Linked DNA regions of Homo sapiens: region 2 is linked to region 1. Evidence: chromatin contacts called from ENCODE Hi-C or POLR2A ChIA-PET data. All regions are on one chromosome and are shown on one strand. Each heading gives the region's core, a stretch centred on a gene start or an enhancer-like site at or near the end of the contact. The rest is flanking DNA. Distances are from core to core; before and after follow the strand shown.

Region 1 (5,598 bases), core at 204-2,703:
TACTATCTATGTAAGTATCTACTTCTGGAAGTGACATTTCTGGGACAGGTAAATTAGTGGATTGTAATAGCAGAATGGGTAATCCAAAACAAAAACTGATTCAAAGTGATTTCTATTTTTGTTATGAGACCTGATTTTCATTTTTGTAGAACAGTCTCCTCAATCACTTTTACCTTTAGGTAATTACATTTATGTGACCATCAACAGAGTGATCAGACGACCTGTAAAATGTAGTAATATGTTGCGGGACTTAAAAAATTCTTGCACCTAAGACTCCGTCTCAAAAAAAAAAATTCTTGCACCTAAATTGCATATAGATATTTGGGGATTAAATATATATTTTATGAAGCTGATACTGAGTGTTCCTAAATTCTACCACAAAGATATTTAAATATTTAGTTTATTAATTATGCAGTTCTTGTTTTTAGCCATCTGAGAGGATTATTGGACCATCTGTTTGAGCTTTTTCCTTTACTATCATAAATTCAGGAAATTATCCTTAAGGTTTGCACATTTATCTATTTCATGAATTCTACACAGATTTTTTCCTAAGCGTTCAGTGACTTTTTTAAAAAAACATGATTAATATATGGTATAAAGGGCAACTTCTGAAGAGTATAACTGTGTTAGGCAAGATGTTTTGGTTTTTGTTTATTTTAAGGCCTTCACTTTTTAAACAACAGGAAATGCGCCAACTACAGTTTCCTAAAGCAGTCAGACTACAAGGTAATTGTTCTTTCTGGTTAACTTTGCCAGGCAAAAGTAGACAATGAGATCCTGGATTACAAGGATTTAGCAGCCATTCCGAAGGTCAAGGCAATTTATGACATTGAACGTCCAGATCTTATTACCTATGAGCCTTTCTACACTTCGGGCTATGATGACAAACAGGAGAGACAGAGCCTTGGAGAGGTAATACATTCCTACTGGTTGTGAGTTGTACAACAATTTACCTTCCCTTTTGTCACATTTGTAATAACTACCATTTGGAGTTCAGGTAAATCAGGTGGTCTTTTGTCTGCCTAGTATTTGCAGATTTCTAGACCAGGTGCTTTGAGGTATTCAGAAGCCCATCATGAGAAGTGGGAGAACAGAACAATGGCACATCAAACAACAGTGAAGACCAGCTAAACATTAGCATGCTGGGATGGAAGCTGTCGGGAGGTGGGGAGGGGGTGGGGATTGTGTGAGCTGGGCAGAGCAAATAAGGGAGTGAGGGTCTCCTGGGGGTCTTAGTCTAGTGATAAGCTTTAAGTATATTCATGGCATCATGAGGAGAGAGAACACACCCCCTAAATTTTGGTAATTACAGTTTTCAGCAACTTAAGAAAGTTAGCATGTGAAAGAAAAAATAAAGTAGAGCGCATGGGGCAACAGTCTAGCACAGGAGTGTGAGCCAGCATTCTGGAATCAAATTACCTGGTCTCAACCCAGGGATCACCACATGCCGATTGTTTGACTTTGACCATGTGACAGCCATTCTGCTGCTAGTTTCCTGGACCAGGTACAGTGCTCATACCTGTAATCCCAACATTTTGGGAGGCTGAGGGCCGGAGGATTGCTTCAGGCCAGGAGTTGAAGACCACCCTGGACAACATAGTTGAGACCTCATCTATATATATTAAAAAAATAAGAAAAATGGTCCTAGTTTCTTCATCTGTAAAACAGATAGGGTGATGATAGAATCTACCTCATAGGGTGTTAGTGAGGATTAAGCAAGCTAATCTATGTAAAGCAATTATCAGAGGCCAGACTTGGGGGAAATACTGAGCATGTGGCAATTTCTACCATTGTTGCTACCTGTCCTCTTGGGGCTCGTTAATACTCGGCCTGCAGACCCATCTGCTGCGGGACCAGAGCCTCTCAGCCCCTTGGGGTCCTCCCCTCCCCGGTCCCATCTCAGGGTTGAAGGTTCTCTGTGGTCGCTTCCTACCCAAGTCCGTTTCCCCTGGCCAATCGGCTCACTCTCATTTTTTTCTCTTTTATTTTTTGAATTAGAATCATCTGTAGACTGATTTTAGTCCACAAAGATGTTAACAAATAGCTGACAAATCAGCTATTCAACAAAGGTTAAAACAGAATATAAACAATCTAGCATCTCACAGTGCTTTGAGGTCTTGGAGAAGAAAAGGCATGAAAATGTGATTCTGTTTAATTGTTCTCAATTCCAGATGTATAATATTATTTGATAATTATATTTATGTTTATTTTTTATTTTATATATATTGTTCCTTTTATTTATTTACTTTCTAATCTGGGTTTTATTCCAGAGCATAGCTCTGCGTGGAAAAGGTCCCTGTGGCAGGAAGTGATATCCATTTTCATGTAGTGCCACCTAGTGGTCACTTAGCTGTAGCTGCACTTGCGGCCGCTCTCAAGCGCAGGTGCATTGGCCCGGGTTGTCAGTTGCCATTGAACCCCACAGAGTTTCGTAGGGCATAAGAGGCGAGGGGAAGTTCCTGAACAAAGTGCATAGAGATTGGCCTTGGACCCTGTGGATGAGAATTTACTAATGTTTAACCCATACAAGCAAGGGGATGTGAGTTTTTTTAATGGTGTTAAGGATTTGGGGTTCATGGTGTGCAGTGTACGTGTCTGTGTGCGTTTCCCAGCAGCTCCATCAAGGCAGTAAAACATTAAGCACTCAAGAGTTTGGGCTTTGAGGTGAAAATCTCTGCATTTAAAACCAGACTCTGCCAGACATGGTGACTCATGTCCGTAATACCAGCACTTTAGGAGGCCAAGGCCAAGGTGGGTGGATTGCTTGAGACCAAGAGTTTGAGACCAGCCTGGACAACATACCAAAATTCCATCTCTACAGAAAAAAAATACAAAAATTAGCCAGGAATGATGGCACACGCCTGTAGTCCCAGCAACTTGGGAGGCTGAGATGGGAGGATCACTTGAGCCCAGGAGGTTGAGGCTGCATTGAGCCATGATCATGCCATTGTACTCCGGCCTGGGTGATAGAGTGACACCCTGTCTCAAAAACAAAACAAAGCAAACAAAACAAAAACCACCACCACAAAAAAAGAAAAAAAGAAAAACCAGACCGATGCTGACTAACCACATAACTTTGGGGAAATTATATACCTCAATCTCCTTATCTGCAAACTCAAGATAGAGAACAAGAATACCTATGCTAGAAGTTTTCTGTAAAGAGTAAGTGAGCTATTTACATTAGAACAGTACTGGGCACATAATAAGTGCTTAAGAAAAATGCTGGCTACTCTCGTAATCAGCATACTTACTGTCATAACCTGGAATTATGTCCCATGGTTTTCTCTATGCATAGAGGGTGCCCCTGGGATCAGAAATCAGATATATTAGTGAACTCTTTCCCAATACTTGCATCTTGCAACTGAGAGAAATTTACAAGCTGTTCTATTATTTATTCCATTAAAGTTTAACACACTTCTTTTATAGACCTCATATACATATTGCCTTTTTTTTTTTTTTTTTTTTTTGAGGTGGAGTCTCACTCTGTCACCCAGCTGGAGTGTAGTGGTGCAATCTTGGCTCACTGCAACCTCTGCCTCCCAGGTTCAAGCAGTTCTGCTGCCTCAGCTTCCCAAGTAGCTGAGACTACGGGCATGTGCCACCATGCTGGGCTAATTTTTGTATTTTCAGTAGAGTTGGGGTTTCTCCATGTTGGCCAGGCTGGTCGTGAACTCCTGACCTCAAGTGATCCACCCGCCTTGGCCTCACAAGGTGCTGGGATTACAGGTGTGAGCCACCGCACCTGGCCTTTATACATATTGCCATTTAAGAAACACTGCAAGAGTCAGATTAGTTCTGTGCAGCCATTGGTGCCTCCAGGGCCTTGCTGTCAGTGCAGGTGCAGACCTGGGCCCTGACCTTGAGACCAGCCTTCACCCAGCTGAGACCCCCTAGAGACAGGCTGTAGCTGCAGAGGAGACCCTGGAGCTTGTGAAGGCTTAGAATACAGACAGTCCGCCCACTTACTATAGAATGTGGGGAAAAGGGCAAATTCTAAAACTGAGAAGTCCACCCCTGGCTGTGTTCTCCATAGCTCTGTTTGAATTTCATTTCTATTTGAAAGCTTTTTGCATTTTAATTGTAAACATTTTATTCATCTGGAAAATACTTGAGCAACTACTGTGTCCCAGGAGCTGCTGTCATCACTGGGAATATGTAGTTGTAAACAAACAGTCCTTGCCCTCATGGAGCTTGTGGCATCACGTGGGAGACAGACAGTAAAGAAACAGATATGTAATATAATTTTACAGAGTGGTAGGGCTCTGAGGAGAAATGAAGCAGAGTAAAGAGAAAGCGTACCAGGGGCTGGGTTGCTCCTCTGGACAGAATGGTCACGGAGATGCTGTGTGACAGTGGGTTTGAGCAGAGACATCAGCGCTGACAGGGAATGAGCCCTGCAGGTGTCTGGGTGAAAAGCACTGGCAGCAGAAGAGACAGCAAGTGCAAAGGCCCTGAGGTGACAGAAAGCTTGGCCTGTTGATGGCCCCAAGGAAGCCTGTGTGCCTAGGAGGATGGAAGCCAGAGGTGAATGATAGTGAGATTGGCGAGGTGAATGATAGTGAGATTGGCGATGCAGCCAAGGCAGGATGCCCCATGCCTGGTCACCAAAGTCCTATTTTAGTTATCAAACTATTTTATGGTGATTGCTGTGGTTGTAATTTAGTCAACAACCATGTGAACAAGATCCTATGTTTCAGTAGATGCTGTAACTCATCATAGTAAAATGAGCGTAGTTTGAATATATAAGGGAAATGGTTCCAACTTGTCTAGCTTAATCACCTAAGTATGTATCACAATCATATCTAGTCATGGTTCTTTTTTTTTTTTTTTTTTTTTTGAGACAGAGTCTCGCTCTGTCTCCCAGGCTGGAGTGCAGTGGCGTGATCTCGGCTCACTGCAAGCTTCGCCTTCCGGGTTCACGCCATTCTCCTGCCTCAGCCTCCCAAGTAGCTGGGACTACAGGCGCCCGCCACCGCGCCTGGCTAATTTTTTGTAGTTTTTAGTAGAGACGGGGTTTCACCATGTTAGCCAGGATGGTCTCGATCTCCTGACCTTGTGGTCCGCCAGCCTCAGCCTCCCAAAGTGCTGGGATTACAGACGTGAGCCACCGCACCCGGCCTATTCATGGTTCTTAGGCAGAGATGTGCACCAGAATCTCCCCGGAACTTTGTCAGAGTCTACCTGTCTGAGCCCCATGGCAGATGCATTTGTACCTGATCAGAAGACAGGGAGATGTGGAGGGATGCTGGCAGGTACATGTTGGCTAATATTTACAGCTGACTCTGATAAACAACTCTAATTAAAACTGGCAAAGAGGCCAGGCGCGGTGGCTCACGCCTGTAATCCCAAAACTTTGGGAGGCTAAGGGGGGCGGATCATGAGGTCAGAAGATAGAGACCATCCTGACTAACGCAGTGAAACCCCATCTCTACTAAAAATACAAAAAAAGTAGCTGGGGGTGGTGGCGGCGCCTGTAGTCCCAGCTACTTGGGAGGCTGAGGCAGGAGAATCGCTTGAACCTGGGAGGCGGAGATTGCAGTAAACCGAGATTGCGCCACTGCACTCCAGCCTGGGCGACAGAGCGAGACTCCATCTCAA
Region 2 (5,815 bases), core at 2,744-5,243, 240 kb before region 1:
GAGAGCAGTAAATCACTTAACTCTTTGGGGCTGGCTGCTGATAGTTTGGAAGTTTTATTTGAAGGGACACTCTACATACTTATTTTTCCACCATCTAGTTAGTTACCTGCCATTTTTAATATTACAGAATCCTAGCTTAAAGAGGCATTAGTGCCTGCCTTTCTTTCTTTTTCTTTTTTTCTCTTTCTTTCTTTCTTTTCTTTCTTTTTCTTTCTTTCTTTTTCTTTTTCTTTTCCTTCCTTCCTTCCTTCCTTCCTTTCTTCCTTTCTTTCTTTCTTTCTTTCTCTTTCTCTTTCTCCTTCCTTCCTTCCTTCCTTCCTTCCTTCCTTCCTTCCTTTCTTTCTTTCTTTCTCTTTCCCTTCTTTCTCTCTTTCCCCCTCCCCTCCCCTCCCCTTCCCCCCCTTCTCTCCTCTCCTTTTGACAGGGTCTTTCTCTGTCACCCAGGCTGGAGTGCCATGATGCAACATGGCTGATGGCAGCCTCAACCTCCCAGGCTTAAGCGATCCTCCTGCCTCAGCCTCTTGAGTAGCTGGGACTATAGGTGTGCACCACCATGCCTGACTATTTTTTATTTTTTGTAGAGACAGGGTTTTGCCATGTTACCCAGGCTGATCTTGAACTCCTGGGCTCACGTGATCCACCCGCTTCAGCCTCCCAAAGTGCTGGGATTACAGGCATGAGCCACTGTGCCCTGCTGATCATCTATTTCAATGAGTACTTTCACCTATTTACTTATTTGGAGGCAGTTTTGTCCCCTCAGGGGACATTTGACAATGACTGAAGATGTTTTTATCACAACTGGGAGAGGGGTGCTACTGGCATCTACTAGGTAGAGGCCCAGGGATGTTGCTAAAGACCCTACAATGTGCATGATAGCACCCCAAAACAAGATATTATCCAGCCCCAAATGTCAAAAGTGCTGCAATTGAAGAATCCTAGCTGACAGGTTAGTCCAGTGTTCTCCCTACATGATTTCAGTCTTATTGTTTTTGTATTTGGGTGATAGACAGGAATGACCACAAGTAATTTATTATAATGCTGAAATATTTCCTAAGACCATAGACTTTCCGTCCAGCTGTAAGATTCTCAGAATTTCTTCCCACGAGTAGAAGCAAAGACATCAGCACAGAGCAGTTCACTTGCTCCTAAAAAATGATAATGGTAAAATTACTTCACTGGTGAATCATTCACAGAGGAGGCCTGTCTTATTTGCTGTAGGTTCCCCAGCCCCAGGCAGTACTAGGGGCTCAGTAGACATTGGTTGAATGAATGAATGAATGAATGAATGAGATACCATGATGCTTTGGCATCAGTGGGATGGACTTAGGGCAGTGATCTGAGCAGAAATTTGGCACACATGTACACTTGACTTTATGGTAAATATAAGTTCCATGTCAGCTCTGTGTTCATGTGGCAGCTCTCATTAATGGAGCTAACTGTTTCTCCTGTGTTTTCCTGCTCTTCTGCTTTTTTTTTTTTTTTTTTTAACAGTTCCAGGCAGTGCAAGCAATTATAGTAAAATTTATACATAATTGGCATCTGCAGAAGCAGCTAGCATGAACTCAATATTGAAGACCTGCACGAAACCTCTCAAGTAGAGTGTTGTTTGTTCTTGGAGTTTTAAAGGACTCACTTTTGCCTCAGATTCCCAAATCTTTGGTGGTATTATTTAGACCAGATGATTCTAACTTGAAAAGTGTACTGATCTTAACAGTTAGCATGTGTGTTCAGATGAAGTATATCAAGTGGAAGAAAACTTACTACCCTTAAGAAAACATCCGTTGTAAGTTCAGGAGATAGTGGTCCCCACATAAGACAAATCAGAGGAAAAGTTCTACCTTAACACTCGTTTTCTTTTTTTTCTCTTTGAGGCTGTGGGGAGGGGTGTGTGTGTGTGTGTGTGTGTGTGTGTGTGTGTTTCTCTCTACCAATTTGAGAACACTAACTGTGAAAAACTCTTATACCTCTCATGCATCTACCTACCTTACTTAGCTAATATAGCAGAAGAGTGGCAACCAGAGCTGCAGAAACACTGGCCGCAAAAGATAGAATTTTCCTTATATGGAGGAACATGCCAGATGATGACAAAAGCTTCTGTATTTTCTCCACTTCTTATTGGATAGTTACTTCCCTGGCCTGGAGGACTCCAGATCATTGTCTGAGACATATAATGTCAGCTCTTGGGATGGGTGGAAAGTGTGTTTCTCAGAGTGCCAGAGAGATTTCCTTCCCTATTCTCACAATACCATTTTGTGGAAACACTTGATTGTTTGGGTTAGCAAATAGCGGGAGAAGGTAGAGACAGACAGAATTTCTGCGACCTGGATCCCTACGATGGCCTAGTGGAATCTGATTGTGCTGACCTGTGTCCCTAACTCTTAGGACAAATGTCTAGGGCAGTGTATAACATGTTGATGTTTTTTAGGTTTATTTCTGTGTATACTTCTAGTAACATTTTCCTTATGCAAATGAAATAATTCTTGCAAATGGAAGTATAATCTTTGATTGCAAATGAAAAATCAGTGTTCAGAAGAAATTTTTTTTTAGATATATGTACTTCAATTTTTAACTTTCAATAGCCAAACGCTCTATGTATTAAGTATATTGCTGTATGTTTCTTATGAAAAGGAAAAGTCACGGTGAGGGCTGAGGTCAGGAAGAACGTTGTTGACCTCTTTGAACTGCTTGCTGGTTCCCTCTGCACCTTCTTTTCCTTGGCGACCTGACTTTGTGTGTGAGCAGCCAGGCAGTTTTACCCACTGTGCCAAGGGAGGGTAATCTGAGCTGCAACGTTAGCCTGGATCGCTTATCAGGGAGGAGGCATTTTTAGGAAATACGTGTCTTTTAAGAAGTGTAATTTGTTTTTGTTTGGTTTCACTAAATGGGTTCTTACTAAGGAAAGAGCAGGAGATTCCCAAACTTCCAGGCTTGTTCTTTTCTAGCAACTGATTTTACTTGGAAAGAATTGAAGGAAGGGGCTCGGATACTGATCTTTGGTGTGTTTGTAAAAATTAATGGTGTTTGGCTAGCTAATTAGGAGGAAAGGGTAACATTCTCTAAGCAGAGCAACTAAGATGACTGGAATTTTCATTCTTGGCTCGCTCTTTTAATTCCTTTGGCCCTTAGCCTGTCTGGGAAATCTTTTTGCCTTTTTTCCCTGCATCAAAGAAGAAACTCTGTACTTACATGAAAGTTAGTGAGTTTATTAAGGATAATATTATATTAAAAATGAGTAACTTTTCAGCCTATTGAAATTTTAGATGTACTTTCTGCTTTGATTTGGGGGTTTTACTTTTCTTCCTTTTATTTTTCTTTCCTTCTCTCCTTCTTCCTTTGAGAGTGCTTAGAAGTTGACATTGGAGTCACTCTTGCCTTCATGGCATAATAGGGAGATGGAATGGGACAAGGGAGAGAAGAAGGGAGACAGAGAGGGATAATCAGAAGTTGATTTTTTAAAAAAATAACAATCCCTCGTCTAGATATATTATAAGAATATATGTAGGGTCAATTTCTTTACTTCTTGTTACAGCAACTGCATAATTGTCTTCTAAAGGCTTTCTCTTAGTTTTCTGAATCTGTAGTTTATATACCATAATCTGCTATTGACTTCCGTGCAGCCTGCTTGAAACCAAGCCAAACCAACCCTTCTGAGTGTATGTATCATCCCAAGGTAAACAAACGGCATTTTGCATTCCTCTGTGGAGTTTGCCTGCTCCGGTTACAGGCTGAAGAATAGCACAGCATTGGTAGCACATGGATATTGGACACATCCAGCTCTGATGTGGGAATCTGTTGGTAACCTCAGTCACAATGGCATCACATGCCCAGAGTTCCCAAATCTTTCTCAAGTGCGGCTTTCAACTTAAGATGTCAGGATCACTGGCTTCTTTCAGCGCTGCTTGTTGACAGCCTCTTTTTAAATGGCTGTGTTTGGCTGGTGACCCAGGAGTGCCATGGCTGAAAAAGCTCTACACTCCATGTCCATAGACCTGTGCTCTGCTCTCAATTTGATTAGCTGCCTGATCTGCAGCAGGTCACTTAACCTCTGTGAACTTTAGTTTTCTCATCTGTAAAATGAGATGTTCAGTCTGAGGTCCCCAATGGATGATTTCATGACCTAAATGAAGTTAATTAAAAAACCAGCTCCAGCCTTGCGATTAATAAACAGGAAGAGAAGGCATTCAATTCCAGGCTAAACAACATAGAAGGGCCACTTCAGACAGTGTTCTTTTGGGAAGGATGTTCTACAAAGTAAAATATTTGGGAGGACTGATTATTTTCATGGCTGTTTCTCTCTAGGTATTTCTGGGAGATGATTTTTCAAGTCCAGGTTGGTGTGTAGACCCTGTGAATTCAACACCTTCCCAGTACAGAATGCAGTTAACACAGACAGGGTTGGAGTCAGCTTCCCGTTTTTGTCTCACTTGGTTCCCTCTTCGTTGCCATTCAATCTGTTGTGTAAATTTTTTGAGTGAGGAGGCACGATGTTCTCTACAACTGTGATATTTAGCTCTTACTATTGTTTGCATTTAGAGAAAGATGTATGTGAATTCCTCACTGTTTTTATTATTCTGTAACCGAAAGGAGTGAAGTGTTCTTTAAGGCTGCCTCCTGATGGGAAACAATCCTACTGAATGAAATTGGCTGATTGAAATGGGGAGCAGCCCGTAACTCCCTGAAAGTTCTTTAGTGCTACTAAAAAAAGACCAACACAAATGAAAATGTTATGCTTTCTCTAAGTAAATACCAGTGGTAGGAAATGGTAGGTTAGAAGCCTTTTTATTCCCTTCACTGGGTAAGAAAAACACTGAGGGATAGCTTCCGGACTATCCCTGTTTTTGATTTTCCCTTTCTCTTCATCTTGCACTTGGTTTTGATTTCTCTGGGTTGTATAGTTTATTGTTGGATCTTACTACTGTGAACTTAAAAACTATGCTATTTGCCACCCCAGCTCCACTGTCTCTTAGGGACATAGCTCCCCTTAAATGCAAGGATTTTATGAGAAGTGGGATCTTTGCCATTCCATTTATCCTGGTTCCAGAGCAAAGACCTCCCTCCTGCTCTTCTGCTTCCTTGGTAAATAACCCATGTGCTCTAGGAAGAGGACAATACAGTAGCAATTGAATTCCTTCTTCCCAGGCATTTTCTCATACCAGGATAATGTCTCTTTAGCTGCTCCTCTCTTCCTTGTTAAATCATGAACCACGTATCAACATATTCTGCCCAGCTATGTTATAGAAATAACCGGGCAAGAATATGTATATTCTTTCCTTTTTTTAAGAGACAGGGTCTTGCTCTGTCTGTCAGGCTGGAGTATAGTAGTATGATCATAGCTACTGCAACTTTGAACTCCTGGGCTCAAGGGATCCTCCCATCTTGTCCTCCTGAGTAGCTAGGACTACATGTGTGAGCCACTGTGCCTGGCCATGAAGATGCGTGTTTCATTAATGGATGGAGCTCTAAGTCGGGGCAATCCATTGCCCTACGGTTTTATTTGTAATCAATAAGAAGTAATTATAGAAAATCATTGACAGTTTTGCTGAGCAGGTTCAACATTACTTGAAGAAACTCCAAATATTCCCGTGTCATAGATCATTTTGTACCAGAGTTGTTCTATATACCACTGAAAGTTTTCACTAGTAGCCTCAGACTGTCATCTAATTCTTCCATCCACTTAGCAGGCATGTCTCACAATATGGTGACAACGAAGAGGAAAACCAAACCAAGAAAGCCAGCATGGCTTCGGGGAGCTGGGTAAATAGGAGGTGACCTTGGATAAATACAGCTAATGTAACTGAGGGTAGCCCATAATAGG

Evidence for each region. Hi-C counts contacts between places; a loop is a spot of excess contacts on that map. ChIA-PET counts read pairs that join two places held with the same protein, here RNA polymerase II (POLR2A). Pooled maps may share reads with other maps.
Region 2: a loop to region 1 is called in a map of Right ventricle myocardium inferior, with 3 times the contacts of the local background. The contact joins two enhancer-like sites. A Hi-C loop is called at or near these places in 47 of 168 maps with a recorded cell type or tissue (A673, B cell, CD4-positive, alpha-beta T cell and 33 more), 20 of 37 single-sample maps with no recorded cell type and 35 of 50 pooled maps. POLR2A ChIA-PET finds 5 or more read pairs at or near these places in 2 of 52 experiments (CD4-positive, alpha-beta T cell and WTC11).

The regions. Positions count from the first base shown.
Region 1 is chr10:114,468,291-114,473,888 of GRCh38, reverse strand. ABLIM1 (actin binding LIM protein 1) reads left to right here. Exons shown (of 23, transcript NM_002313.7): 9 at 1-10; 10 at 757-912. Among named protein-coding and RNA genes, the nearest start is that of AFAP1L2, 67 kb to the right of the region's middle. Within about 2 kb of position 1,453, at least 8 of the 41 ENCODE cell types and tissues checked have a DNase peak (open chromatin) inside an H3K27ac peak, as active enhancers do; they include gastrocnemius medialis, heart right ventricle, left ventricle myocardium inferior and 1 more, where a contact is called at or near this core.
Region 2 is chr10:114,712,514-114,718,328 of GRCh38, reverse strand. It overlaps a transcript of ABLIM1 not described here. Among named protein-coding and RNA genes, the nearest start is that of ABLIM1, 57 kb to the right of the region's middle. Within about 2 kb of position 3,993, at least 11 of the 41 ENCODE cell types and tissues checked have a DNase peak (open chromatin) inside an H3K27ac peak, as active enhancers do; they include gastrocnemius medialis, heart right ventricle, left ventricle myocardium inferior and 1 more, where a contact is called at or near this core.